7 separate regions of the Mus musculus genome follow, and all the other regions are linked to region 1. A link is a loop called in an ENCODE intact Hi-C map of the cell type or tissue named here. Cell type or tissue: heart. All regions are shown on one strand. Links, peaks and the distances in the headings refer to the core of each region. The heading gives the core; the rest is flanking DNA. Region 1 holds the start of Atp11c (ATPase, class VI, type 11C). Region 2 overlaps Atp11c (ATPase, class VI, type 11C). Region 3 overlaps Atp11c (ATPase, class VI, type 11C). Region 4 overlaps F9 (coagulation factor IX). Region 5 overlaps Atp11c (ATPase, class VI, type 11C). Region 6 overlaps Atp11c (ATPase, class VI, type 11C). Region 7 overlaps F9 (coagulation factor IX).

What was found. Hi-C counts contacts between places; a loop is a spot of excess contacts. Peaks named below come from ENCODE experiments on the same cell type or tissue, not always from the same donor. Only the 100,000 strongest peaks of a DNase experiment are listed, where the experiment ranks them.
Region 2: it touches region 1 in a loop (3-fold over the local background); 7 of 42 quality-filtered maps call a loop at or near these places.
Region 3: it touches region 1 in a loop (3-fold over the local background); 7 of 42 quality-filtered maps call a loop at or near these places.
Region 4: a loop joins it to region 1, with 5 times the contacts of the local background. A loop is called at or near these places in 18 of 42 quality-filtered maps.
Region 5: it touches region 1 in a loop (2.6-fold over the local background); 4 of 42 quality-filtered maps call a loop at or near these places.
Region 6: it touches region 1 in a loop (2.2-fold over the local background); 4 of 42 quality-filtered maps call a loop at or near these places.
Region 7: it touches region 1 in a loop (13-fold over the local background); 19 of 42 quality-filtered maps call a loop at or near these places.

What each region holds. Positions count from the first base shown.
Region 1 is chrX:60,402,650-60,406,955 of GRCm38, reverse strand. Atp11c (ATPase, class VI, type 11C) reads left to right here and starts at 2,951. Exons shown (of 30, transcript NM_001037863.2): 1 at 2,951-3,151. The coding sequence starts at 3,125. In heart, for the core only: a CTCF peak has its summit at 1,998; DNase peaks (open chromatin) are centred at 2,085 and 2,695; H3K4me3 peaks cover 2,417 bases; H3K27ac peaks cover 1,903 bases; H3K27me3 peaks cover 1,061 bases.
Region 2 is chrX:60,232,690-60,236,995 of GRCm38, reverse strand. Atp11c (ATPase, class VI, type 11C) reads left to right here. Exons shown (of 30, transcript NM_001037863.2): 28 at 286-439. Among named protein-coding and RNA genes, the nearest start is that of Gm22287, 23 kb to the left of the region's middle. In heart, for the core only: no CTCF peak of the experiment used is centred there; no DNase peak of the experiment used is centred there.
Region 3 is chrX:60,250,371-60,254,676 of GRCm38, reverse strand. All of the region lies in intron 22 of Atp11c (ATPase, class VI, type 11C), which reads left to right. Among named protein-coding and RNA genes, the nearest start is that of Gm22287, 5.0 kb to the left of the region's middle. In heart, for the core only: no CTCF peak of the experiment used is centred there; no DNase peak of the experiment used is centred there.
Region 4 is chrX:60,024,622-60,028,927 of GRCm38, reverse strand. It overlaps F9 (coagulation factor IX), which reads right to left. Exons shown (of 8, transcript NM_007979.2): 7 at 379-493; 8 at 1-34. Among named protein-coding and RNA genes, the nearest start is that of F9, 27 kb to the right of the region's middle. In heart, for the core only: a CTCF peak has its summit at 2,037 (motif pointing right); no DNase peak of the experiment used is centred there.
Region 5 is chrX:60,335,610-60,339,915 of GRCm38, reverse strand. All of the region lies in intron 1 of Atp11c (ATPase, class VI, type 11C), which reads left to right. Among named protein-coding and RNA genes, the nearest start is that of Mir505, 57 kb to the left of the region's middle. In heart, for the core only: no CTCF peak of the experiment used is centred there; no DNase peak of the experiment used is centred there.
Region 6 is chrX:60,343,018-60,347,323 of GRCm38, reverse strand. All of the region lies in intron 1 of Atp11c (ATPase, class VI, type 11C), which reads left to right. Among named protein-coding and RNA genes, the nearest start is that of Mir505, 49 kb to the left of the region's middle. In heart, for the core only: no CTCF peak of the experiment used is centred there; no DNase peak of the experiment used is centred there.
Region 7 is chrX:60,010,962-60,015,267 of GRCm38, reverse strand. All of the region lies in intron 4 of F9 (coagulation factor IX), which reads right to left. Among named protein-coding and RNA genes, the nearest start is that of F9, 14 kb to the right of the region's middle. In heart, for the core only: a CTCF peak has its summit at 2,011 (motif pointing left); no DNase peak of the experiment used is centred there.

The DNA of each region.
Region 1 (4,306 bases), core at 52-4,051:
TTTACTAGTTAAAAACTTCCATCCCAAACTGTCTGAAATAGTTTTCCACTACTTATTTTATCAAAAAGTTTACATATTGTTGATAAAGATTCTATATTCCTTCCTGGATTGCTATCAAACTTGGGGGTTACAATCTATGATTCAAGGCAGATCTGGCCATCCATCCTCAAGGAGTCAATCAAAAGAGCCAAGTCGAAAGTGTAAAACAGTGGTCACATTGATAAAGGGCAAAGAAACCGAGCGGCAGCTCCTCCCCTACCTCTCCCCAAAGGACATGCGCAGAAAAACAGTCTCGGCAAAGTGTGCTCCCACCTAACACTGACCCAGTGCCACCATTGTCTGGACTTTCGTCTCATATTGTAAGATGGTCTGAGAAATTGTTAGAAACGTGTCAAATCTCTTCTCCGGACAAGTTCCCCTCTCTGGCAGGAAGCTTTTCCTTCACTAAGTGTGGGATTCCCTTGTAAATTCCCATTCCATTGGGATCTATTGTTTCAACAATGTGATATATAGTCAGACTGAGAGATCTGAGTGTCTCTTCAGAATATCTTCATTTTTGCTGGGCACATTACTGAGTGGCAATAACTTCCTTCAGTTCCCCATTCCAGTATTAAGAATAGTGTTCCTCACATAAAAGTTATTCAACAAATAATTAATAAATGAAATTAAGATAGTTTCTGTGTTCAATAAAAGTCAGGAAAAAAACCAACTTTACTTAAAAGCAATTCCTTGGAGTAGAGAGCACAAGTTTAGATCTGTGTTGTACGATTAAGTGTCCTAATATCCAATTACTACAAATGTAGGATTTCTTACAAATCGTTAGGCACACCTAAGTGTAAGGCAACGGAGAGTCATAGTAGGGAAAGTAGAAATGCTGGACTTTCCCTCTAGGCAGTTAGGACCTTTCAGGAACTAATTTCAATCTCTTGCATTTGCACTTTATTGTGCTTGGGCTCCTCCTTGACCACAGAAACAAGGTCAAACTTCATAGCTTGTTTCTATGGCTGCTTAGGGGTTTAGCTTTCATTTGTAATGCCCCGCCCACATGTGTCCTGGTTCCTGCCTTGACAGAGTGGCTGTGTTCTTTTTCGTAGGTTGCCCTGTACTTTTCAACTGACCTCTCCTTCTCTACCCAGGACTTTGTTCCCTGGGCTCCTCCAAAGCCTTCCCACATTCCTAGGCCTGGGTTAATCTCCTGCAGCTCTGTTTATAGGTCTCGCCCAGTGAAAATTGCATGGTTTTCAGGAGTTTCCCCGGATCCTTTGTAAAGACATTATCCTCTCCCCTGTTTCCTTTGACATTAGAAATCATTACATTCAAATGTGTAGGTTTTATGTGTTTGTAGTTTGTAACTTCACTTCGGCCTACTAGGGAGGTCTTTTAACACATTGCTGTTTCCAGTTTCTAGGAAACAAACAAACACACAAATAAAAAAAAAACACCCAAGTAAATGCTGAAATCAAACTATCCTTCAAGGGGTAAAATGTGGTAGTGCCCTAGCCGCCTCACAATAAAAGCCCTTCAGGAGTTCACATTAGGTCGAGGGAATAGCTGAGCCCAACCTTTCCAGGTTGTTGAGAGAACTCGCCTCTCCGTAGAGAAGAGCTCCCTTTACCTACTTCTTCAACATGTTTATAGAAGAATTTGAAAGTTCTCAGCTCACAGCCTAGGGCCGGGTCTCAGAAGGTAGTGGAAAAAAAGGGTGGGAGCAGAGAGAACTGTCCAGGTTCAAGGGAATACTTGACCAAGCTTTCATTTTTAAGTTTTAAACTTTTGTAAATGCAAATGTTAAGTTAGCAAGTTGAGGGCGTGCAAGATTTCTTGTGGCGTAAATGTTGAGTTCTGGGAAAGTCTTTCAGCATTCGGGGCTTTATGTAATTTATCCTCATCACATTTCCCACAGCTAAGAATCTACCCAGTGTTTCTGATTTCTGCACGCAGCTGGTAGGGAGAACCTCGGGCAGCTTCCCTCTGCAACCCTGTGAACTGACTGGAGCCGTGCATATGGGGGAGCTCCCAGCCCACAATATCAGTCCAAGCGAACCCTTGGACTACAACTCCCAGGGTGCCCCAGGAGCGTGGAAAAGGGCGGGCGATCAAGGAGAGGGTGGCAGGGAAATCCCGCCCCGCTGCGCAGCACCAACGACACAAAGCCCGACTTTACAACCTCCTAGAGAAAGTGGAAGTAAGCGGGCTTAGGTGGGGTAGTCAGACGACAGGGAACGCAAAGCCCCAAAGCCCCAACCCCAACTGCGAGGTGAAGACGGCTTAGGTGGGACCCAAGAGGGACGCCTGGAGGGGGCGGCTTTTGTAACTACTCCAGCCGCCCGCGCCGCGCCCGCCCGCCCGCGCCAGGGTCCCCTTAGTCCCCGGCTCGTCCCGAGTCGTCCCTCAGAGAGCGGCCACTCCCGGGCAGGAAGCGGGCACGCCTGGAAGCCTCGAGGCGGGCCGCACCGAGGCTCTCCTCAGCCAGAAGTGCTGGGCGGGCGAAAGCGCGGGGCCGAGGAAGGACTGCGAGCGAAGCGGCGCCAACGGACGAGTTAGGGCCGGGGTGAGGGAGACCGTGGCTCCTCACAGACCCCTGGGAGTCCTGCCAGGCGAGGCGCGGGGACGCCCGAGACGGGCGACCGCTGAAGCGGGCGAGTGGGGACTCGGCCGGGGGCTTAGCGGCAGGACGAGCGTGAGGCGCGGGGTGCCGAGGCGGGCGCTGACGGGGAGCCAGGCTGAGCAGCGGCCGGTCCGCCATCCCTCCCCCGCGCGCCGGGCTCGCTGCGAGGCGGGCTGCGGCGGGAGCGCGGGGCGGTGCTGGGGCCAGATAAGGGGAGCGACGGGGCCGCCGCCCCCGAGGCGGGCGGGCCGGGGCTGGGGGCGGGTCGCGGGGAGGGCGGGGCGGGGCGGGGCGGCGAGCGCGCGGGCGGGCGGGCGGTTGGGCGGCCGGGGGCGGGGGCGCGCAGAGGCGAGGAGGGCAGGCGGCAGGAGGGCAGGCGGCAGCGGGCTGGCGACAGGGCAGGCGAGCTAGCTGTCCGCTTTGCGCCGCGGGCCCACGCCGCAGTGTGTTTTGTGGACGGCGCCTTCCCAGACAGCCCAGCGGAGCCCAGCCTGGCACCCCGCAGCCTCGGACGCGATGTTCCGCCGGACCCTCAACCGTTTGGTGAGTACACTGGCCGCGGCTCCACGCGTACCCCGGTGGCCCGCTCGCTGGCCCCCCGCCGCTCCTTCGCAGTCTCTGGGCGAGGGGACGAGCGGGACGCGCCAGCCCCCTCCCCCGCCTCTGCGTTTTAGCGGAAACCCGGCGCCCCGGGTGGCCTGGGTGGGGAGGCAGGTGGGGCTCTCGGGCGTCCCACCCCTGCCCCGGGACATTTCAGCTGAGGTTCCCCGAGGCTCTGAGGAACTCTGCCTCCAGCCTGGGGAATCGCCTCGGAGTGACAGACGCGCGGAACTCGGGGCGGGGGGCTCCCCGGGGCGGGGGGCTCAGTTTCCCAATTAGTGGAAGATGGCGTTGAATTATCGGGGAGGAAGCTTTCTTTTGTTTCCTCTGCCACGAGCACGTGGAGGTAAACCTAGACCTGTCACTGTGGCCCAAAAGAAGAGCTAGGGGGCTGAGAGAAGCGGAGGCTAAACCAGGGCTCAGCCTCGCCCGGGCCATGGCCGATGACCAGAGACTGGGCAAACTTTGAGGACTCAGCCTCCAAGCTCACCTTGAGGGTGACAGAAAGAGCGAGGGCTGTGGGCACGATGGGCTGGGGCCAGCAGCGACGGCGGGAGCCTGTTCCAGCTTTACAGACCCTGGGGCTCAAGCCTCGCAGAGCAGCACCCTCTGCTCCAGGCTTGGAATCCACCCGGCAGCTGAACTCCTCCGACCACCTTCTCCACGCCTCTAAAGCCCCCCAGAAAAGGGAATTGTATTTCTGTGGGGAGTGTGGCACGGGATTGGGAGGGAGCGATTTCTGGCTGCTATTGACTTTTTGGATTAACCTGTTTACTCAGAGGGTATGTTAAGAACTGAGTAAAGTAGAGCAGTTTACTTAAAGGATGTTTGTAGCAACTCCCCTAATTTCCAGAAGAGGTGTCAGGGAATAGGATTTTATTTCTGCCACGGATATTAAAGAAAGCCATCATCCTAAAATTTTTATTTTTTTCCCTGTAGTTAAGGGGGAGAATGCAGAATGCTTCCCCATTCCGTCTTAGGATAGACTTAAGGACTTGACAATTTGGTAACTTTGTGGAGTCATTTCTAATTAAATCATTGCTGACATATTTTTCATAGGTCAGAACAATTTGCTGTCATTTCCCACCCCCCATATCT
Region 2 (4,306 bases), core at 161-4,160, 170 kb after region 1:
TAGACTAATAAATACATGAAAAACTAGAAATAAGGAATGCATAAATTTTAAATTGCAGTTTTCTTTAGTGTGATAAAATTGCATGCCACCCATCTCTGTCCTGTTAGAGACATGAAACATCCCTTTGACCCGTGTTTACTTCTATTTGGGATATTCTGGAGAAAATTATTTTAACATGTGTGAGGAAGATTCCTTTTAAATGCAAAAGACAGTTTGAGTTAAATTTCTGTTTTACCTGCCAGGAACTGATTTGATTTTACATTCTGTGTTTTCTTTCCATTCCAGGCCTTTTCTGAAACAACAGAGAATGTATTTTGTGTTTGCTCAAATGCTCTGTTCTGTATCCACATGGTTGGCTATAATCCTTTTAATATTTATCAGCCTTTTCCCTGAGATTCTCCTAATAGTTGTAAAGAATGTTCGAAGAAGAAGTGCCAGGGTAAGGACTAAATTTATGTTGTAGCCTAATATTTGGAAGAGGCTTCACTGTCTACCGTGAACTGAAAATCTTATATAGAGAATTACATTAGTTACAGCATGTTAAACCCCTCCTTGCAGGTTCATCACTTAATTTCCTCTTCTGCATAAAAAGTATAGTAAAAACTTCGTTATCCAATGCAGGTGGTAAGTAGATTCCTTAATAGTGTTCTGTGTCATCTTTAGCAATCCATATGGAGTATCTCATATGCTCCATATGGAATTTTTAAAGGAAAAAAAAGACTTTATTTTGTATTTATCTCAGATTTTTCACACTAGGAATTTCCACACCAACATTTCAACTTTGACCTTAGAAATTTCCCTGTGGACTGTTTGCAGATGTTTTGTCAGTTGATATCCTGATTTGCCTCTTCCAAAGCTGTCCCCTTCCTGTGATTATAGTGCTGCTTAATCTCTGTGCTGCTTCTAGCCCTGTCTCATAGCAGGATAGTTGAACCAAAGAGAACTGCTTGGATGTACCTTTAACATCCTTACTCTTCGGGACACACTTGTAAACATTGATGATAGCTTATAAGTGTGTTTTTATTTTTAACTACTAAATTACTGTGAAGAGAAGTTATCTCCCTCTGTCACATCTGATACCTTTTGAACATTTCTTTTAAAGCTTTTAAAGTGAAAGGGTTAGAATTGCCTGAAAAATGAAACCACTGGCAAATTTTTACCAGCAGATGAATTAAGTAAATCATATTGCTGCCAACAGTCATTCCTCTTGTTAAAATAAAGTCCTACTTCTGTCATACTGATAGCCACTAAATCTTATAACACCTCTAAGGCAGTATTTTAGAGAAATAGTCAAGTAAGTCCTGACTGTCTGATGTGTTTAATTAAATTTATCAACCCATTGAACCACAAAAGTAGTATATCATGGAGATCTTTCTGAATATTGAATTACAGAACCCAGTTGGGTGACATTATATAGAAACAAAGATATGAAATTATTATACTAGAAGTCTTCAACCAAGTTTTAAAGAACTAAAAATACAGCTTTAGTGGTAGCACTTTAAAAACATTCATGATACCTTTAATCCTTAGTAATGAGAAAAAAAAAATCAGTATATAGCTAGGTGAAAAGAATTGCTCCGAGCTACCTGTTTCTATATAGTTTATGGGAAAGAATTGAACATAATTTTAGTATAGATAAGGCTCATTAGTTTACTCTTTAATCCTTTCAGTGGCCTCTAACTCCATCCAACCTTGGTTTTAATTTTAGAATGGGAAGTAGTATTGATGGATCAGTTTTCTTCCAGACTGGCTCAAATGCCAATTTTCATATAGCCCAATAAAAATGTTTAAGTAAGACAAAAGAAAAGAATAAAATTATTCAGAGACTGGGAATATAGTTGAGTTGGTGGAGTCCTTTCCTAGTCTGCAGAAAGCCCTGGATCCCACCCTCAGCATTACCTAAGGTGGATATAGTGGCCCATGCCAGTAATAGCCAACCAAAGGACCCTAGTTCAAGATCATCCTTGCCTATACACAGAGACCCTCCAAGAGGGACGAATGAAAGGAAAGAAATATTTATTTTTCAATACAGAATTTACAAAGGAGGATTTCTTGCATTACTCTTCTATTTTTTTTTATCTGAAAAGTATGCTTGGGGTGCTTCTAAATGTTTCTCTTTATGATAATGGATCGAGCTCAAGTTTGCAAAATGGCTTAGTCAAGGGCCATGCTAAGAAGGCAAGAAATCTCAGAAGTCAAAATCTTAATGTGTATCGTCATAATCTTAGGTCCTCTGTAAAAATGAGACAACAGGTGGAATGTCCAGTGATGTATACACTGAGGGGATGCTGATAGGAAGCTATAGATCCATAGACTCAGAGCATTTTTTCTTCACATAGACAGGCGATAACAGGTTTCACTTGAAAGCATAGAATATTGCCAGTTGGTCAGCAAGAAATTTGTCATGGTTTCTATCCATGACAGGAGAAATTCTAAGGTCTGTGATATAGCTTGGCATGATAATATGCTAGAGCAAGCAGGAAATTTTCCATAACCATTTCCATCCATTCAATCATTCATTCATTACTCCTCTGCTTTTTGAACCAGTAAACGTTTGTTGAACCACCTGCTGATGAACATCTCTCTATATATCCAGTGTCTGAAAGGCCAAATTGTTTTTCAGACTCTGTAGGATTTTGAGAGTTACAAATGAGTCAGAACAGTTGTGGACACTAAACTGCACTATCTGTGTATGTGTGTGTAGGGGGTGCTATATATGAATGCATACAGACCAACAGAAACATGGCGACCATATGTCACATCAGTTTCCATCATGTCCTATTAGGTCATTGATAAACAAGCAGAAGCCAACTTTTTGTTGTTGTTGTTTTCTCAAGACAGTGTTTCTCTGTGTAGCTCTGGCTGTCCTAGAACTCACTCTGTAGACCAGGCTGGCCTCGAACTCAGAAATCCGCCTGCCTCTGCCTCCCAAGTGCTGGGCTTAAAGGCGTGCACCACCACACCTGGCAGAAGCCAACTTTTAAATAAAGGAGGATGCGTGTCTTATTTTCCTTAAGATATGTAAGTCTTTGTGTTTGATGCCCAATAGTCTGACATGGTGAGTGATTTACTATTTTGTTTAGTATTCCTTGTTAATATGGGAATAGACTGACTTTAAAGTAAAACCGAAGATTACTTTATACTGGATCATCATCAGAGCCTAGAAGATTCCGTAATGGGATGAAATGTGTTTCCCTATCTAGAGTAGGAGATGGTCCTGACATCAGTAAGCATATTAGATATTCCCTACATACTCTAAAGCTGCCTGTAACAAGTAGCCTGTCAGTGCTATCAAAAAGTAGAGCTCAGCAGCTATTTTGAAGAGGAGACTTTTTAACAGTAGGTAGTGAACGTGCCTCTTAGGTATTTAAAAAAGAAGCTAACCCATTTATATTTAGTAATTATAAAAGCACTTCATTTTGAGTTCCTTTCAATTAATTTTATATTACCTGAGGATCCATGATGCATTAACTACTACGGTAGGTGGTGATAATTCAGGAATGAATCAAATATGGCCCCACATTGAAGCTAATTTTCTAGCTACATTATAAAGAATGTTCATTCTGAAACCTTCAGTAAACAAATATAAAACATAATACACTCAATTATATGGCTTTTGATAGCATAATAAGATTGGACTAACTTCTTAAAATCTCCTGTAGAAAGACTAATATGGCAGCCTCTAGCAGTGCTAAGATCTGTTATGATGTGTGAATTATAAATAATGCACACAGGAATGGAAAGATGGCTTAGCTCTTAAGACCATATGTTCTTGCAGAGACCTAGGTCCACATGGTCGCTCACAGTCATCTGTAACTATAGTTCTAGGGGATCTGATGACACCTTCTGAATGCATAGCTGCCATGCATGCACATGCAGGCAAAACCCTACACATAAAATAAATCTTTTAGAAAGTATAAAATAGGGGCTGGAGAGATGGCTCAGTGGTTAAGAGCACTGAGTGCACTCCCAAAAGTCCTGAGTTCAAATCCCAGCAACCACATGGTGGCTCACAACCATCTGTAATGCAATCTGATGCCCTCTTCTGGGGTGTCTGGAGTCAGCAACAATATACTTACACATAATAGAATAAATAAATCTTTTTTTAAAAAAGTATAAAATAAATTATGCAGAGTAGGAGTAATTAGAGGATGGATATGTTCTAAATATATTATATTCATGTATAAAATTACCAAAGAATAAATACAGTTTTAATGGGCTGGAGATAAAAATAACCTTTTGTAATATTTTTGTCTCATAAAAATTTAAAAAGCATATTAATGAAAAATCTAAGTAAATGATAAAT
Region 3 (4,306 bases), core at 131-4,130, 150 kb after region 1:
TGTTTTTAAATATATAAAAAATAGACCTCACTCTACCCTTAGTCTGTCCCTTCTCTCCCCGCTTCCCTCCCCCCTCTCTCCACATTCCTGACTTCCCTCTACTCTCGCCTGCCCCTCTCTGCCTTTCTCTATTCTCTCCTCAACTCCTTTCCCCATACCCTAAATAAACTCTATTCTATACTTTAAAAACACAGACCTCAGGAAAATGCTATAACTGGTCTTGGTTCTACAGCTAGGAAGTATGAGAACCTTATGTCCACAGTAGGTTCAATCTAGGAATCTCCTCCAGAGTTAGGTTCTGTTGGGCTTGGCATCACTGATTATTTCTTTTGACCTTTCCCTAATAGGAGGGCCCCATGAAGATTTGTCATGTAAATTTGTTTGGTAACCTGACTTTTCCCAAAAAGCTTGATTTGCCTCCAGATGCACTTTGGCCTGTAATTCAAGCGTGTACCACCTGATGGAATGAATGCTCTGTTAAAAGAACAAAGCAAGCTTTAACTTACCAAGTGTTAACCAATGGTTAGAAACTGTTATGACCTCATTCACAACACAGGACATTAGAGATTATTTCTGTAGATGACATCTTCTGTGTCTGTTATCATCTATATTACTGACTCAGCCCTATTTCTTTTATACAGCTGTCTTTTGTCCAGAAAGAAATTCTAATCTTGTAACGCTCTTTGGCTTAGCATTAAAAATATATCCCCCCTTCTTTTTTAAGATATATAGTCAGTAATATATGTGTGTGGGTATGTGCATGTGATTGGAGGTGCTCAAAGGCACCATATGACCCTGGAGCTGGAGTTAAAGGCATTGTAAATTGCCCATCTGGATGATGGGAAGGAAACTCCCAAACCATTTTCAAAACGTTTCCCCATTACTGGAGTACTTTAATTACAAGTCTGTGTTTGTTTCTGCTTTCAATCTTACTCATATAATCCAACCAGGGTACCTTAGAATATTCTACTTTCCAACTTATCTCTTAGAAATTTTACTCTCTGTTGTCTGATCATTATTCTGTCTTTTAAGGTAATCCCTCACTCTGACACTGTCTTACCATACATGGATTTTATGTTGTTTTGTTCGTGTGCTGGTTTTGCTGTTTTAAATGTATACTTGTGTTTGAAACAGGGGTTCCCTGTGTAGACCAGAATGGCTTCGAACTTGCCATTGTTCTGCCTCTGCCTCCTGAGCACTAAAGTTATAGCTATGCAGTATTTTGCCTGGCTTTACCATATATGTTTAAAATGAATGCTACTTTGTCTTGATTCTGCTATCCCATCCATCCTTAAGACCATGATCATCCCAGAATGCAGGATGGTTCAACATACAAAAACCTGTCAGTGTAATCCACCATATAATCAAACTGAAAGAAAAAAACTACATGATCATCTTATTAGATGCTGAAAAAGCCTTTGACAAAATCCAACACCGTTCATGATAAAAAAGTCCTCAAGAATTTAGGGATACAAGGAACATTCCTTTACAGCAAGCCTATAACCAACATCAGATTTAATGGAGAGAAACTCAAAGCAATTCCACTAAAATTGGGAACAGGAAAAGGTTGTCCATTCTTTCCATATCTATTCAATATAGTATTTGAAGCTTTAGCAGAAGCAATATACAATTGATAGAGATCAACAGGATGCAAATTGGAAAGGAAAAAGGCAAAGGATGGTCATTCACAGATATATACATATATGTGTGTGTGTGTGTGTATGTATGTATATAAATGACCCCCAAAATTCTACCAGGCAACTCCTACAACTTAGAAACACCTTCAGTAAAGTATCTGAAAAGATTAACTCAAGAAAATCAGTAGCCCTCCTGTATACAAATGACAAATAGGCTGAGGAAGAAATCAGGGAAACAGTACCTTAGCCTCAGATAACAATTTTTGGAGTAACTCTAATGGAGCAAGATTAGACTTATAACTTCAGCCTGGCGGTGGAGGTACACCTTTAATCCCAGTACTCAGGAGGCAAAGGCAGGTGGATCTCTCTACATTTCCAGCCAACCTGGTCTACAGAGCTAGTTCTAGGATAGCCAGGGATATACAGAGAAACCAAGTCTTGACCCTCAAAAACAAACATCCTTCAAGTTATTGAAGAAAGAAATTGAAGAAGATAGAAGATGGAGAAATCTCCCATGCAAAAGGTTAGGGAACGGTTAACATAGTAAAAAGAGCTAACCTACCAGAAGCAATCTACAGATTCCATGCAGTTGTCATCAAAATCTTCATAGATCTTGGAATGATAATCTTTAGCATCATACGGAATCAAAAAAAAAAAAAACACCCCAACTCCCTAAAATAATCCTGAATAATAAAAGACCTGCTGGATATATCACTATCCCCGGCTTTAAATTGTGCTACAAAGCTATTTTTTTAAGTCAGCAAAATAATTCATAATAGTTAAATATCTCTTAAAGATACATGGAATCTTCTGAAGCTAAAAGTAATATGCACTCAACCAGTTTTTTAATTTTATTTGGAATATTAAACATGATAGAAATAGAAATAGAAAATCTCTTATGAAGTCCTCTATGAGAGGAAATTGTGACTAGTTCCTGATTAGACAGAAACTGTCCCATCTTCAAGGGAGAATACACAGCATAACTGTGGCTTCATAGAATGAGTTGGGTAGTGTTCCTTCTGTTTCTATTTTGTGGAATAGTTTAAAGAGTGTTGGTATTAGGTCTTCTATGCAGATGTGATAGAATTCTGCACTAAACCCATCTGGTCCTGGGCTTTTTTTTGAGGGGGGGGGGCAAGACTTTTAATGACTGCTTCTATTTTTTTAGTGGCTTTGGGACTGTTTATATGGTTTATCTGATCCTGATTTAACTTTGGTACTGGGTATCTGTCTAGAAAACTGTCCATTTCATACAAATTTTCCAGTTTTGTTGAGTATAGGCTTTTGTAGTAGGATATGATGATTTTTTGAATTTCCTTGGTTTCTGTTGTTATGACTCCCTTTTGATTTCTGATTTTGTTAATTTGAATATTGTCTCTGTGACCTCTGATGAGTCTCGATAAGGGTCTATCTATCTTGTTGATTTTCTCAAAGAACCAGCTTCTGGTTTGGTTGATTCTTTGTATAGTTCTTTTTGTTTCCAGTTGGTTGATTTCATCCCTGAGTTTGATTATTTCCTGCCATCTACTCCTCTTGGGTGTATTTGCTTCTTTTTGTCCTAGAGCTTTCAGGTGTACTGTTAAGCTGCTAGTGAATGCTCTCTCCAGTTTCTTTTTGGAGGCATCCAGAGCTGTGAGTTTTCCTCTTAGCACTGCTTTCATTGTGTCCCTAAGTTTGGGTGTGTTTTGCCTTCATTAAATTCTAAAGTCTTTAATTTCTTTATTTCTTCCTTGACCAAGTTATCATTGAGTAGGGAGTTGTTTAGCTTCCATGTGTATGTGGGCTTTCTGTTGTTTTTGCTGTTACTGTTGCCTTAGGTCATGGTGATCTGATAGGATGCATGGGATTATTTCAATCTTCTGGTATCTGTTGAGAGTTGTTTTGTGACAATTGTATGGTCAGATTTGGAGAAGGTACCAAGAAGTGCTGAGAAGAAGGTGTATTCTTTTGTTTTAGGGTGCAATGTTCTGTAGATATCTGTTAAACCCAATTGGTCCATAACCTTTATTATTTTCAATGTGTCTGTTTAGTTTGTATTTCCATGACCTATCCATTGATAAGAGTGGGGTGTTAAAGTCTCCCACTACTGTTGTGTGCAGTGCAATATGTGCTTTGAGCTTTAGTAAAGTTTCTTTTTTGAATGTGGTTACCCTTACATTTGGAGCATAGATATTCAGAATTGAGAGTTTGTGGTAGATTTTTCCTTTGATGAGTATCAAGTGTCCTTCCTTATCCTTTTCCACAACTTTTGGTTGAAAGGTGATTTTTATTCAATATTACAATGGCTACTCCAGCTTGTTTCTTGGGACCATTTGTTTGGAAAATTGTTTTCCATCCCTTTACTCTAAGGTAATGTCTGTCTTTAACACTGTGGTGCGTTTCCTGTATGTAGCAAAATGCTCGCTCCTGTTTACATATTCAGTCTGTCAGTCTATGTCTTTTTATTGGGAAATTGAGTCCATTGATACTATGAGATATTAAGGAAAAGTGATTGTTGCTTCCTGTTATTTTTGATGTTACTTTTATGATTGTGTGGCTATCTTCTTTTGGGTTTGTTGGAAGATTATGTTCTTACTTTTTCTAGGGTGTAGTTTCCCTCCATGTGTTGGAGTTTTCCATCTATTATCCTTTGTAGGGCTGGATTTGTGAAGAGATATTGTGTGAAAATT
Region 4 (4,306 bases), core at 245-4,244, 380 kb after region 1:
TCTGTGTCTTCCTTCTTATCAATGTTATATTCACCTGTTGAAAACAAATCTCATAGTTTATAGTCCTTCACATAAATGCATTTCCCATGGTCCCCAGTCTGGTTGGCTTCACTGATCATTAGCAACTAAATCTCAATGATCTAATATAGTGGGTGGGGAATTTGGTAATCAATAAATCATTTTACTATGCTGAGAGTGCTTTATGGGTTCACAAAAAAGAATTATGGGGCTTGGAAGGTGAAATAAGTTATGGTTTGGAATTATGGCCCCTCTCCCATTTGCCCAGTTTACTCAGTAACAACACCGTTGGACATTTGTACATGTGATATGTCCATCATGCACTAATGTTGCTAAGGATTATCTATTTTGTTTACTTACCAGCAACAACCTCAATTTTATCACCAGGTTTAAGACAGTGGGCAGCAGTTACAATCCATTTTTCATTAATGATGGCACCTCCACAGAATGCCTCAATTTCACCATTTAAAATGACCTGTGGAAATAAAGTTAAGAAGATCACGGCATATGATATTTGATCCAGAGAAAAATGGATCTATATTACACTTGCAGGGGTGTGGAAAAGTTGACTTCTAGGTGCTGGGCAGAAATAAAGTATCTCTGGACAGTGTCAGATCTGCAGATGAATCAGTATTCCTAGAGCACAAACTGGACTGTTGTTTCTGTAATGATCTTGAAGTGAATGCAGAATGAGAGGTGGTATGGTGGGGATGGTTCTCCAGGTGAGGTGAATCTGAGGAGTGCTGTTTTCTGGTGTGTGATGTGGGGCCCTTGAGTTCCTTTCCCATGCTATCTACAGAGTCTGCTGACACAAGTTATTGAGGGAGCTACAGTGTATATGAGAGGAAATACTGACTAACTACCAAGGATGAATAATTACTATGAAGTCTCTGGCCCTGTATGACGACATCTCTTTGCTACTTGTCACTTGAAAGAGAGAAATGACCAGTTTGTTTTTCAGGAGCTGTTTCAAGCACTATCAAAATTAGAATATTATGAAATATATTCTAAGACCTAAGGACTCCACAGGACCTGTGTTTATTAGTCACCTATGAGCTGATCATCAGTAGGATCCACACATTCCTTCCATCTCCCCTAACCTCTGGCTGGAAGTGTAAGCTATTCTTGCTCTAAAAAGGCTGCTTTGCTGCACTTGATTTTTACACAGTGTGGACAGGAGTGTTTAAAGTGTGACATTAAACATGGACGGTATAGTTAAGAGGATAATTTATTCTTTCTTGTCTATATTTACATCATAATCAAAGAGGATCATCAACATTTTTACTAAATCAACCTAAGAGAATTCCAGATTTGATATAAATGAAGATCTTGTGAATAGATTTTCAGAGATAAAGCTGAAAATTGTGTCTGCAACTCCTTCCATAGATATTTTATTCCATATTCTAAGGAGAAATGAAGTATCCACACATTGGTTTTCCTTCTTGATTGGAGCTAAGATGAAAGGATGGACCATCCAGAGACTGCCCCACCCATCCCATAATCAGCCACCAAACGCAGACACTATTGCATATGCCACAAAGATTTTGCTGAAGGGACCCTGATATAGCTGTCTCCTGTGAGGCTTTGCCAGTGCCTGGCAAATACAGAAGTGGATGCTCACAGTCATCTATTGGATGGAATACAGGGTCCCCAATGGAGAAGCTAGAGAAAGTATCCAAGAGCTGAAGGGGTCTGCAACCCTATAGGTGGAACAACAATATGAACTAACCAGTACCCCCAGAGCTCATGTGTCTAGCTGCATATGTAGCAGAAGATGGACTAGTCGGCCATCATTGGGAAGAGAGGCCCCTTGGTATTGCAAACTTTATATGCCCCAGTACAGGGGAATGCCAGGGCCAAGAAGTGGGAATGGGTGGGTAGGGTAGCAGAGAGGGGAGAGAGTATAGGGGACTTTTGGGATAGCATTTAAAATGGAAATGAAGGAACTATCTAATAAACAAAAGTAAGAAAAAAAAAAACCAGAAAAAAAAAGCTGAAAATTGTGGACACTAGAGGGCACACTCAGCATTCAGTAAACTGAGCAGTAGCCCGCCAGCCGCTGAGCCGATGCCCTTTTGCCTAAGTTATAAACAACCTGTTCCTAAGCAAGACAAAGAGGGCTGTTGGTCCCTTTGAGTGTGGGGCACAAATGGTCCTTTTGAAGGTTGCTCTGGGCCTGAATTCAACTGACTGATCAGCTACTGTGTTCTGGACACTGAAACACTAGCTTTGTAAATAGAATCCTAAGGGACTCACCAAATTGTTACAGGTCTCTTGCCTTCTTTCCCACACTTAATCTCTCTCGCTCTTTATAGCGATTGGTTTATATTTCAAAAGTGGCAAAAATACAGAAAAACCTAATTATATAATGAACAACCTAGATGATTTGGTGCTAATAATTGTATTACTTATACACATTTGGAACTCAAAACACAAAACATGCATAGAATCTTACTTTATCCTTCCACAGATGAGCAAATTAAGTTTTTTGTTTTTTGTTTTTTTTGAAAATTAAGGTTTAAAGAGACATACCCACTCATGCTACTGAGATGGCAGAGAGAGTTAAAGTACTTACTACCAAGCCTGATGACGTTAGTTTAATCCCTGGGACTCATATAGAAGCAAGAGAGAACTGATTCTTGCAATTTGGCCTCTAACCTCCACATGTGTGTTGTGGCATATGGATACACACACACACACACACACACACAGACAGTCTGCCTGGCTCCAGTATTTATGCTCCTGAACATTCAGAATTTCTTAGAGATTGTCTGAGAAACAACTGTGGTAGAATGGTCTGAGTTTCTTATAAAAACAGATTTGCAGGTTCGTAGAGACTTGATGAGAATATTTTGTGGGAAGAAAAAAAATGAAACTCCTAAATATTTTTATAGTTCTCACAATTATGTTTGAGAAGTGTTGCATGGCTAGTGAATCCAAATTCTCATGGCTGGGTAATCTTTATGTTTTAAAAATGTTCACTCTGGATGAAAACATAATTTATAGGTTCAATGGGAAATAATAATACATGAGGCCCGTTGTTCTAAAACCAGGATATAAGTGGTATTGACGATACTGAAAGAGAAAATATTCCCCTTTTTTCTAGGGCAGCTTTCAAGTCCCATCATTCTAAACTAATTTAAATGCTATACTCCTTCCTGCATGGGGATGTTTGTTGGCTGACTGCAAGCCTTCATTCACATGTGCCCAGGGGCTGTAGTCTGCAGCTCAGCACACATAGTCTTGATACCACACTACTAGCTTCAGACACACCTCTCTATATACCTTGCACCATTCCTAACAGGGGAGGGTTCATCACTCTTTCCTTGGTGGAATACCACAGCCACCAAGGCAGAAATGTGTTTCTAAAACAAATGCACTTCTTTGGAAGCATGTATGGGACCCGGAGTCTTCACTTTCTGCATGCTCAGAAGGAACAATTCTCTTGGTTCAGAGATGCTATGTGATTATGCACATTCCACCAAATGATACGAGTGTGGGTACTTGACCTCAATCTTTCCTCTGCCTGTGCCAACCCTGGAGGAAGGGAGAGCAGCAATGGCATTTGTGTTGGAGTGATGAGAGGGAATTTTCCGGAGTAACGTGGATAGGGAGATGGCAGTAGTCACTGGGCAAGTGTGTGGGAAGAGGTAGTTGTTACAAAGTATCATGGGTAGTGGAGTCAAAAGTGGCAAAAGATGTGACTACAATAATCTAAGGTTTCATGTCTTCAGCACATGTTCTATTGTCTCATTAGACTTCCATTACAGAATATAAGTACAAAATACTTAATATTTGATGTGGTATCCTTCTCCTTCTCAATATACAGCACTGTACAAGTGTACTGGTCAAAAGATGAGGTGCCTCATCCTGATGCCAAATAATTTTTATCAAGTGAATTTGGGTAACATGATTCTAATACTACATGGTTCACAATCCTATAATCCAACACACCTGTCTCTGGAAGTAAAATTAACATGTTGCAGTAGAATATTCATTTCTTTTTTGGGTACTGTTATGGCAATACTGAACAGCTCCCAGCTTAGTGTGTTAGTTAGGTCAACCTGAATGGTATCCATAGCCCTTGGGCACATAGACGGTAATGTATTCTATGTGACTCTGCCAAAGGTTTGTTGCTTGGAGATGCTACTGCTTTCCAGTAGATGACTGTGTCCTTTTAAGCCTGAAGAGCACTCTTTGCCAATCCTTAATTGATGTTAGAATTTTTTTCTAGCAAACGCCTTTGCCAAGAAACAAGGACTAAGATATATCTGCAATTAAAATATTA
Region 5 (4,306 bases), core at 91-4,090, 67 kb after region 1:
CAGGGGGGATCTTTGTGAGTTTGAGGTCAGCCTGGTATACAGAATGAGTTTCAGGACAGCCAGAGCTACACAGAGAAGCCCTGGGTTAACAACCCCTGCCCCCGCCCAGCACACAAATTTTATAGAACATGTTATTATTCTTTTGCCATGAGTTGTCCTTTGAGAGTAAAGCTAAGTATAGTGGCACATACCTGTAATCCCACCACTCAAAGTGGAATCAGAAGAATTAGCAGGAATCCAGTGCCATTCTTTGCTTCCTCGTAAGTCCAACGCTAGCCTGGGAAAAATAAGGAAAGTGAAAAAAAGAAAGTGATGTCTGATAGTTCGAGGCCAGCCTGGTCTACAAAGTGAGTTCCAGGACAAGCCAGGGCTACACAGAGAAACCCTGTCTCGAAACAAAACAAAACAAAACAAACAAACAAACAAACAAACAGATCTGAAGAATGGTTACAGGTAGGTAAAGAAGTGATAGGAATTTTCTGTGCTAAGAGAAGTAGTGGAACAGAAGTTCTGGGGCAGGAAGAAGCCTAGGACTTGCCTGAAATGGGTTGTAAGAAATAAAAAAGGTGAGATAGAGGTATAGGGTAAGATATGAGATTAGACAGGAGAGAACTAGACTATGTGTCACACCTTGCAGAATAATTTAAATGTTTTCAGATTGGCATGAAACCATTACTAAAGTAGGACTAATAGGACTAGGTTTCATTATGTGACTATTGTCTGTTATTGGCTGGGTCAGCTTTTACTGTTAACATTTACCTAACTGTTCCTTTTTTTTTTTTTTTTTTTTTGGCAAGCATTCAGTTAATGTTCATTCTCTCCCGTAATAAGCTACTTGAAGACAGACACTGTAAAATCAGTCACTGTTTCCAGTATTTTGTATATAGTATGAGATCAATTAATACGGGTTAATGAAGTGCTTCCTGACAGGAGCCTGATATAGCTGTCTCTTGAGAGGCTCTGCCAGAGCCTGGCAAATATAGAGGTGGATGTTCTCAGCCAACCATTGGACTGAGCACAGGGTCCCTGATGAAGGAGTTGGAGAAGGGACTGAAGGAGCTGAGGGGGTTTGCAATCCCTTATGAAGAACAACGATATGAACCAACCAGTACCTCCAGACCTCCCAGGGACTAAACCACCAATCACAGAGTACACATGGAGGGACCCATGGCTCCAGCTGCATATGTAGCAGAGGGTGGCCTTGTCAGACATCAATGGGAGGAGAAGCCCTTGGTCCTGTGAAGGCTCTATGCTGCAGTGTAGGGGAATGTCAGGAACAGGAATGGACTTGGGTGGGTTGGGGAGCAGGGGGAGTGGGGAGGGGATAGGGGATTTTCAGAGGGAAAACAAGGAAAGGGGATAGCATTTGAAATGTAAATAAAATATCTAATAAAAAAAGAAAAACAGTATCTGTAAATTTATCTTGTTAGCTGGGGATGTGTGTGTTTGTGTGTGTTGGAATTCACACAATACAAAATTAACTATTTTTGTTACATTTGTGTGTGTAAACATTTTGTGTGCATATGGAGGTCATATGACAATTTTCGGGGGTTTGTTTTCTCCTATCATGTGGGTTCAGATTGTCATCAGCTCAAAATTAACTCTTTCAAGACAAACTTTATATTTATTTAGTAGTATGAGGTTAGGATATATATCTTTTGTTGCTGTTTTCTCCATGTTTCCTGACGTTTTTCCTATCTAGAGAAAATTACATAAATTAAAACTTCCCTCACCTTTATGTCTTGGGACTAGCAGTAAATTATCTTAGCTATCTTGTTTGACAATAGCTTCTGAGATCCGAATTTCAGAAGTGATCCTGTTATATCAAAGAGGAAGGAATGCTGCAGAGCAAAGCAAAGCAGAATCAAAACCTGATGTAGGGCACAAAGAGAAAATCAGGAGGACGTGGCAATTAAAAGGAGCCCCTCACCCTAGAGTCAGTTGAATGAAGTCTTGCTGTTTGTGACTGAAGAATTCAGCACACTAGGTCTTAGAGCTTCTACAATAGAGTCTCACTGAGGAAACAAACTACTCTTAAAGGTAGGCTGCATTCACAGCAGTCCATGGCCAGCAGAAAAATGGCCTCAAAGGCATCTTTGGAGGTTCTTTGTCTCATAATGTCATATCAGAGCTCTCTTGTTATTTTTAACGTTACTGGCCCAATGTATACATAGTACAGCACACATAGTCTAGTGTGTCTCTCCATCCATATGTGCTTCTTGTGCTTTTACTTTGGCTGTTTTCCTTCTGTTTTTTTTTTGTTGTTGTTGTTGTTTGTTTATCCTATTCTGAATTTTCTGTTTTGTCTTACCATATATTTTATTTTATTATAATCTCTTAAGATACCTGTTTGTTGTCTAAGGAGACAGGAAGGGGTCTAAATGGAAGGGAAGATAGAGAAGAACCTGGGGTGGGGAAGTGGTCAGGGAAGGAGAAACTATAATTAGAATATGTTGTAAGGAAAAAAATCTATTTTCTAAGTTCTGGTCTATAAGTATAGCAGAGTATCATTAGGAATCATTTCATTGACTCTTTTTTTTTTAAATATATTGTATTTTATTTGCCAGTTGTGTTTGGTTCTGTCATAGGTCTCTGGGCTGTCCAGCTTCTGGTTCCTGACCCTCCATGCAGTGTCCAGTATAGGCTTCCTCTTGTGATATGGCATAGCAAGTTACAATAAGACTAGGTATATATCCTTATGTCAAGGCTGGACAAGGCAACCCAGTTGGGGGAACAGGATCCCAAAAGCAGGCAAAAGGGTCAGACACAGTGCTCAAACTGTTAGAAGTCTCACAAGAACACCAAGCTTCATAACCATAACATATATGTAGAGGACCTAGATCAGACCCTTCCAGGCTTCCTGATTGTCACCCCTGTCTCTGAGAGCCCCTATGAGCCCTGCTTAATTGATTCTGTGGGCTATGTTTTCACTGTGTCCTCTACCCCTCTGGGTCCTGTAATCCTCCTTCTTCCTCCTCTTTCTCTTCCTCCTCCTCCTCCTCCTCCAGCAGCAGCAGCAGCAGCAGCAGCAGCAGCAGCAGCAGCACAGGATTCCCTGAGCTCTGCCTAATGTTTAGGTGACTCTCTGTATCTGCTCTGATGATGATTGATTACACTAGGCTCTGGTCTATGAGTATATCAGTTTATCATTAGGAATCATTTCATCCTCTAATTCAAAACAATCTTCCAAGTAGGTTTGTCTCTAGATACAATATTTTTAAATATTTTATAATAATCCTGTGTATAATTAAAATTCATAATTTGAAATGGCTTACTATTTTTTAAAATTGCCCTATGTCAATTAGCATCTTTTCACTTAAAATTGCTTATACTTTTGGGTGTGAGAACATGGAAGTTGTTCTCTAAGTGGACTAAACCATTGCTCTACAGTAAGGCAGATTTGAGGGGGCATTCTTTTCTATTTCACATGTACTGGTTAAACTAACATTAAGTAAAATTTGACTGTAGTGATTTACATTGATGTCTGTAAAGCCTAAACGAACCAATGAATCTTTTAGTGTACAAGATGAATATCTTGGAGGAGCTTAATGTAGTCACTTTGTGCTTACACATTTTGAGAAGACATTAGCATATGAGTCTTTTCTGGTCTGTGCCTTTTAAAATGTTTCATATATTTCTGTCTTCTTTTTGCTTAGAAGCCTACAAATAATTTTTTATTCCAAAACATTTCATGTGCTTTTGTACTTTTTTTTTTATTTTCAAACACTTATTCTCTTTCTTGCCCTTGAATTACTCATTTTATTTTAGAAGTCTTGACTAAATTCAGGTAGCCAAATTGTACAACAGCTGAAGCTGCAATGCAAGTTTTCAATGTTAGATATGTCTGCAAATGTTGGTCATCCCCTTAGAGAAGATCTTCTAGTCAAGCTCTATGTTAGTCAAGCTCTGGGTGACAAAAGCCCCAGTGCCAGGGTGTTCCCAAAGTGTACACAGAGTGAGCAGTTGCTAGCAGAAGGGAATTAGGACCAAGATCTCCTGCTGCCTTGTCTCTCAGAATTCAACTTCAGAAGCAAAAACTTCTACATTTTTGGCCAAATATTTTACTTATCTACTTTTGGCATGTAAAGTTAGAAATATCACAATTTTACCATTTATCTCACTTCGTACTTTTGGATGCTTTGCCAGAATGGCAAATTGTGAGTGGTGTGTGATTTTCCTGCCAATAGAGTCCAGTATAGCTATAATCTAAATGTTTGGTGTAGTAAAAACTGAAATGGTACCAAATCATATATTAGCGTGATGGCACTGGAGTCTTCTTTAGGGAGAAAGTCATATAGTCAAATAA
Region 6 (4,306 bases), core at 125-4,124, 60 kb after region 1:
TTATCATAAATGTAAATATAAATAAGTCATGCAAAGTTTATTTTAGAGGATCACAGTTAACCTACCAAATTCATAATGTGGTTTAATATGAGAGAGAGACCTATAAGTCTGAATAATTTTTAAAGTAGTCTATTGTTTTTCTTCTTGTTATGGTAGTTTCATAAACTTAATTATTCCTAAAGCAAATCTATTCAGATACCACAGAGATAGAAATCATATTTAGTAAACTTAGGTTTTGTTTGTTTGTTTGTTTGCTTGCTTGAGACAGGGTTTCTCTGTATATCCTTAACTGTCCTGGAACTTGAGCTGTAGATCAGGTTGGCTTTGAACTCACAGAGCTTCACCTGCCTCTGCCTCTTGAGTGCTGGGATTAAAGGCATGAGACACTATAACCCAGCTAAGCATGCTCGGTTTTTTCCAATAATCTATTTTTTATTCACTTTACATCCCAATCACAGCCCCGGTTCTCTTTTCCCAGTCCCACCCTTAAATATCCTTCCCCCCATTGCTCTCCCCCTTCTGAGAAGGGGAGTCCCTCTTGGGTACCATCCCACCCTGGGACATCTGATTGCAAAGATTCTTTTTAAGGTTTAGGTTGTAGTAATGATTCCGATGCATGTATGGGACACATTGCTCTTTCGTTTTCTTTTTACTTAAATATGTGAACTATGCTCAGATTCCTCCCACTGTTCTGCTCCTACTTTGATATATTCATACTTTTCTCTGAAATATCCCTGTCTTAACCTTGATCTTAAAAACTAGATTGCTTTAAACATTTACTATTAATACATACATTAATGGAAAAGTTGGAACACTTATAATTTCTCTAAATTTTTATAACAAATTCTGGAGGAATTTTTTATTTAGTTTTGTTGCTCTGGGTATTAAAATCCAACACAAGAGCCATTGCTCCTTATATAAGAGGCACTCCAGCAGGGCTCAATGCTGAAATACCAGGTGAGGCTTAGTTTTGACCTGGCTGACTAAAGGCATGTGTTCCCAAAAGAGACATTTGAGCCTCACTTGGGATTGAGGGTTATCATCAACAGTGAGGACACAGTAGATGAGGTAAGTGTAAGCATCGGGAAGAAACTGAGGAGAGGCAAACAAATGTGTCTACCAAGACCTAGCATTGTTCATAACCTCAATCTTTTATCCTAAAAGCTTGACTTCCCTTTAAGTACATAATAACTGCTTATATTCATCGAACATAAATATTCATTCTCCAGGATTCGAACTTTTTTTGTCCATCTGACTAATTGATACCCTTGGGGACCCTCTTGGTTGGCTCCTACATTTTATGGAGAGGAAAACTGAGATTCAAAAGAACGCAACAGTGATTCAAAGTTGTTTTTTTTTTTTTTTCTGGTGAAATAACCTTCTAATTCAGCAAGAGAGTGGTGCTTACTTATCATTTTGCCTTACATATTCCGTGTTCTTTAAACTTGGGTTTCAATAGGAAGGAGCATACCTTTGATTTATAGGTTTTCACAAATACAAGGCTATGTGCACATATTATTTGATTTGATTTGGAAAAAATCATAGGGGAAAGTGAAATGTCTCAAGTCAATTATTTCCAGTTCTAAACCTGTGCCCCTCTACAGAGCAATTCACTACTCTGACTGCCTTCTTCCTGTTAGTTAGGGTGTTTCCAAAACAGGATGGGAGGTTTCTTCCTATTGCCTGCCTGTGTAGATACTTCCCCCTTATTCTCAACACTCAGCTTTCCCCTAATGGCAAGCATTGCAGAGCTTTGTTGTATTCCAGAGTGTGTTCATTTGATTATACTTGCTGTTTAGTTCTGTTTCTAGTAGTCTATTGCCTACCAAGGGCCCTCCAGTTTATAACTGCACACAACCATGAGGAGAATCATTTATTATAATGTTTGAGGAACCTTCTCCTTTTGATAGCATTTTGAATGTTTCATGGCTGTCCAGTGAAATCAAAATATATCATTCTGCCTTCGTTTATATGCTCATGATAAGCATTGGACACATAGCTCAGTAAGTAAAGTGCTTGTCTAGCAAGCGTGAGGAAGGGCCTAAGTTCCGTCTTCACCAATATAAAAAGCTGAGTTGGATGACATGTGCTAGTAATTCCAGTTTTGGCTCAGAGACAGGTAAGAATTCCTGGAACTTGCCAGCCAGCCTTGCCTAATCAGCAAACCCATGTTCCCAGTGAGAGATCCTGTTTCTAAAACCCGGATGGATGGTGTCCTGGGAATGACATCTGAGATTGACCTCTGGTTTCCACAGATATGTACACATATGTACATGCTCTCCTGCACACATACATAAATACACAGAATTAATAACTTGTCATCTGATTAGTATAGAATAACAAAATGTTTGCTCATTTTGATTTTACAGCCTTACTATTTTCTCTTCCATTTCACAAGACTCTTTGTATCTCTTTTCTTAGAAAAATATTCACATTGAATTCATTTGTACCAAATGAGTTTAAAGCATAGTAACCCTGAAGATGTGTTTCATTTCTTTGTATTAGGATTACAGTTTACATGGAGATTAATTTTTTAAATTTGTATCATGAGCAACTGGTCATTGGTAAATAATATTTTTATTATGCTGTATGACAATAATCATTTTCTTAGTGTTTACTATATGAAAAGACACTGCTCATTGTAAGTCGTCACCATTTTTATTTAAATTTTATATGTATATTTGTCTGTATGTACGTTAGTGTACCGTGTGTATGCAATGCTTGTGGAGATCAGAACAGGGCATTGTATATCCTGAAACTGAGATTGAAGGTGGTTGTGAGCTGCAATGTGGGTGCTGGGAACCAAACTCAAGTCCTCTGCAAGAGCAGCAAGTGGTCTTCACCACTGAGCCATCTCTCTAGACTCACCATTTCCATCTAGATTGTGAGGAAGCTGAGATATTATGGGGTCAATGAACTAGCTGCAGTTCAAATAGCTAGTAAGTGAGAAACTCAGTACTTGGACCCAGACATTTGATTCAAGAACCCATATCCTTAGCCTGCATGTTCCTTTATTTTGTCAATATGTCTTCTCTGAAACATGATAATTACCACGCCCTCTTAAAGAAGGTCATTATCATAAATGTCAGAGTACTGCTGATATTTGAATATTGAATATTAAGGTATATATCCATTAAAAGACGAGACAGAGCTGGGAAGAGATGGGTCAATTGGTAAAATGCTTGTCATGCAAGCATGAGGGCTTGAAGTTGCATCTACATCACCCATGTTAAGAGTCTGGAACAGTGATATTCTTTTAATAATCCTGATGAGTTTCAGATTCAGTGAGAGACTATGTCTCAAAAAAAAAAAAAGATGAAAAAGCAACTGAAAAAGACAGCCATCATGGACTTCTGGGCTACACATGCACATACAACTCTCATAACACAGCCTTGATCAAATTTTTTTCTCTTCAATAGACCTCAATTGGTCACAGATTGACTCCAAATGATAGTGAGATTTGTTTAGTCAAACAAGTAAGCCATATTTGGCTATAAAACTTGCATCAATCTGTCCTTCCATCAATATATCTAGAATTTTTATCTGCTCATACCATGTATTTAGGTGCTGCAGATTCCAGTTGTGTGCTGAGAGAATCACTGGTTGTGTTTACCTTAGGGAAAGCTACTATATGTATTTTGCATATTTATAGTTCCCATTTGTTACCTGGGCTTTTCATTAAGTTGCTGGTTTTAGCAATCTTTCCTTTCTTCCTCTGTGTTTATTTAGCTGTGTGCTGCAAATGTATTTATGTGATTGTTTAAGTCCTATATAACTTTAATTTTTCAAAGTCTTATTTTTAATGATGGTTCTTAAACACTTTAACCTTCCATTTAGCCCACTACCCAAAAGAGGTAGTGGGAAAGAAAGGATATGGGGGAAGTGAACCTGTTTAGAAAGGTTCTTTGCAGCAACTCCCATCTGTGTTGTCTGGAAATTGGCAGTTCAATTTATAGGTTAGTAGCAGCAGCTTGATCTACTTACAGATACTTCACAGATACAGCAGCCGTCCAGTTCCATAGAGTTGGGATAGTAAACATGAATTAGCAGCAGTGGCACTACCTAGCAGACAGAGTCAGGCCTCAGCCTCAGCTCCAGTCAGCAGGCAAGAATAGGGAGGAATGTCAGAAGTTGTAGGCTGTGCCTCTCTCAGTAAGTGAAGTTCAGTGAAGATCAACAAGCGTTGCACAGCTAGCTCTATAAGCAAGCCTAGCTCAGCCTCGGTCACTGTCCTTAGAGTCCTATTTATACCCTCCAAACATCACGAGTCCTCCACAGGTCTTGTCTCAACATGTGTCTTGTCTCA
Region 7 (4,306 bases), core at 90-4,089, 390 kb after region 1:
AGTACTTGTATATGTTTTATTACTAAGCATTCAATTTTTACACTGTTCCAAAATTTATATTCTGTTTATTTTGGTACAAATATAATTGCTACTTCTATTGCCTTCATATACAAAATCTTTTCTGTATGTTTACTTATTTTAATTGCATAGTCCAGTAAATCAGGGGAGGAAAATAAAATAAACTATTATCAGGGGAAGGGAATAAAGGAACTGACCTTAGATTTCATTTTTGCTACCATTAATCCACTAAATTTATGACAAAAAAGATGGCATATGGTCTTTTGTATTTCCTTAGCTTTGAGGTCTTTTCCTCAAGTGGTAATAACATCTCTGGTTACTTTTTTTTGTTCCTGGCTATCACATTGTTGCTACAAAGCAATACTAAAGTGTTCAGCCAAATCAAATACTACCTGTAGAAAATGTTCCCTCAATATGAGGTTGTGATAAGTTAACAGAGGTGGGTGGGGAGAACAGGCTAGTTGTGTTCTAGGGAATGAGTAAACTTGGTGTGATTTTTCTATTCTGCTTCTGTGTCCTTGGTTAAGTAACCAGACCTCTCAACCTTTTTCCTGTTTGCTATTGCCCTTTCTGGCCCAGCATGTTGCTGCTACTCTTGATCTTTGGCTTGTTTGATGCGTGTGATGGGATGGATGTATTGCTGTAACATCAGCAGGCTTTTGCCTGCAGTCAAAAGGTTCAGGATTCTAGAAATAAAATCATAGCACAAGAAATTCCAGGGGAGAGGTCAATAGAGCAGGACCTGAGAAACAGAACTGAACTCAGTCAATTTTCCAGCACTTAGATGCCACACGCTAGGTTGAGGTTGGGTTTTTCTTAGTCCCAAGGGTGGCCTTGGGACCTAGAATATCCACTGAGGAACCATTTAAAGCATGTGTTTTCTTTCTCTTCCTGATAGCAGAGGGTTGCTCACCGGAACCTTAACACAATTTTGTTGAACAGGTTTGCCAGAAAACATCTTATTCGGCTAACCTCAACATTTTTCCCAACCCCAAAATACATAATAAATGAGACAGTTGGGGCTGTGGTGTGCTGAAAAATTGAAAAAGCAAGCAAGCAAACAACAAAAGACCCCCAGAAACTATTCTTTTGTTTGTAATTTTTACTTTCCACTTTGTTTTTCTGCATTCTTCGGGAGGAAAGGCTGACTAGATTCTTGCAGACCTTAATCTGCCTGATGGACATTTGCATCTCTTCTGCAGCAGAGGAAATTCAAAGATATTTATTTTAGCCAAAGGGACCCAGTAGCCAGTTAATTGTTTTCTAACTAGAAAGCATGCCCCAAATATTTGCTCCTTACTCCCCCAACTAAGAGCCTTCCTGATGGACAGGGGAAAAAGAGCAAAGGGTCACAATAGTGGAAATCTTTCCTTTCTCAAGACAAGGTAAGGCATGGGCCCACATACCTGTGATGCCTTGTGACTTTTCAGATTTGTGTTTAGTTCAGCTGGAGGCAAGAAGCTTAAATGGGAGTTTGTCTATGCTTTGTTGTTGCTCTCCTGTAGTATCAGAGATAAAGGGTATTCTGACAGAATTCCCATTTTGTTTCTGAATCAGCTGAGCTGAAAAGATTTTTTGAAAAAACCCTTTCTCAAATTGGTTGGATCTGATCAAAATACCCTAGAGGCTAAGCATGGTGGTGGCTGCAGTATAGCTAGAGCCCTGACCAAACAGAAATGTGGGAACCAAGGAGTTCAATTGGCATTGAGTTATTGCCAGTTGCTGACTTAGCAAGTTTTCTTTGTGGACCATAACCTCCCCAACCACAGTGCATCCTGTTATAGAACTCCAAACTTATGTCCACATTCCTCAACTGTATTCTTTTCCTCCTTTTAAGCTATCTTTTAAAATAAGATAGAGGGCTGGAGAACTGACTCATTGGTAGCATTTGCTACTTTTTCAGATGAACCAAGTTCAGTTTCCAAAGGCCACATGGAGGCTCACAGCCACCTTTTACTTCAGTTGCAGAGGATCCTATGCCATCTTCTGGCCTCTATGGGCATTGCATGCACATGGCACACAGATAACCATTTATACAAAATATCCTGAAATATGAAATAAAACTATTGCTCTGTAGTAAAGCTTGAGTCAGGTTAGGGATGGTGATTCCTCCAGCTGTTCTTTTAATGTTAAGAGTTGTTTTGGCTATTCTGGGTTTTTTTGACTTTCCAGATGAATTTGAGAATTGCTCTTTCTATGTTTTTGAAGAATTGTGTTGGGATTTTGATGGGGATTGCATTAAATCTATAGATTGCCTTTGGTAGGATGGCCATTTTTAGTATGTTAATTCTGCCAACCCATGAGCATGGGAGATCTCTCTATTTTCTGAGATCTTCTTCGATTTCTTTCTTGAGAGACTTGAAGTTATTGTCATACAGGTCTTTCACTTGTTTGGTTAGAGTTACCCCAAGATATTTTATACTATTTGTGGCTACATGGTATGTACTCACTAATAAGTGGATATTAGCCAAAAGGAAAAAAAAGATACAGAATACACAAGATACAGTTCACAGAATTCAAAAGGCTCAACAAGCTGAAGTGACCAAGTGAGGACACCTCAGTCCCCCTTGGGAGAGAAAAGAAAGTGGGAAGGGAGGGAGGAACCTGGGAGGGAAAGTGGACCGGGTAGGGGGGCAGTGGGGGGTTAGAGGAGAACCTGATCTGGCATTGGGTGAGGTAAAAGAACTGAAGTCCTGAGGGCCAGCAGAAAGAATGGAAACAGGCATCTTCAGGAAATAGGAGGTTAGGTGGACCCCCCAGAATGCACCAGAGACCTGGGAGGTGAAAGACTCCCAGGACTCATAGGGAGAGACCTTTGATGAAATGCTTGGCAGTAGGGAGAGGGAATTTATAGAGCCCACCTCCAGCAGGAATATAGGACATCAAGTGAGGGATGGAGTTGCCATCCCACAGTCAAAACTCTGACCCATAATTGTTTCTGTCTGAAAGAATTACAGGGATTGAAATGGTGAGGAACCTGAAGAAGGTCCAGCAACAGGCCCAAAGTGGGATCCAGCTCAAGGGGAGGTCCCAAGGCCTGACACTAGTACTGAGGCTATGAAGTGCTCACAAAAAGGGTCCTAGCATGTCTGCCCCCGAAAAGATCCAACAAGCAGCTGAAAGAGTCAGATGCAGTTATCTGCACCCAAGCAATGGACAAAAGCAGATGACCCCTGTTGTTGAATTAGGGAAGACTGAAAGAAGCTGAGGAGAAGGGTGATTCTGTAGAAGGACCAGCAGTCTCAATTAATCTGGACCCCGAGATCTTTCAAATGCTGGACCACCAAACAGACAGCATACACCAGCTGATATGAGGCCCCCAACACACATACAGCAGAGGACTGCTGGGTCTGTGTTCATTCAGAGATGATGCACCTAATCCTCAAGAGACTGGAGACCCCAGGGAGTTTAGAGGTCAGGTGAGGTGGGGGATGGGGGCATCCATGTGGAGATGGGGTGGGGTAGGGAGGAGGTGAGGAATGTGGAGCAGTCAGAGTGTGGATGGGGAGAGATGGGGAATGGAATATGGAGTGTAAAAAATGAATTAGAGACTTATGTTTTTAAAAGTTTATAAATTAAAATATATTTTATTATATTTTTACATATAGGAGTATGTTTTACTTGCATGTAAATTCGTGCACCATGTGTATGTTTGGTGCCTGTGGATGCCAAAAGAGAGCTTTGGATCTCCTGGAACAGAGAGTTGTGAGCCACCATGTTGGTTCTAGGAGTTGAACCCAGGTCCTCTGGAAGAGCAGTCAGTGCTCCTTAACCACTGAGCTACCTTTATGTTTGTAATTACCACCTACTACACTGTAACCTTCACTTACAGCAAAGACTGTTATTCATCCCCTTTACTCCAATGGTTTTAGAGTAACTACTCGAAGAACTTCTGTATGTATCTGGAATATGAGGACTGAGTTTCACTTATATGGAATTTGAAATTATAATCTTTCAGAAAGAATGGCACTTTAGGGATGTTGAACCAATTAACACCCCCACCCCCAAGGAGTGGGAACTCAAGCAGTGGTTTATTGCCACACCAGGAATCCTAAACAAATGCAAGTCCAGTCTGAGTATGTTAGCTCACCCACTTCTGTTCATTCTTTCTTTTTCAATTCCTTTGTCCTTTCAACTTTCCTTTTTATTCTGAGATCTTTCAGATCTCAAAGAAAGATGATCAATGCACTTCCCCTTGGTATTGAACAATATTACAGGGACTTTCATCCCCTTTCTCAATAGGAGCAGTCCAGCTGCTGCCGCCTTTCATTTCGTGTGTCAGAGCAAT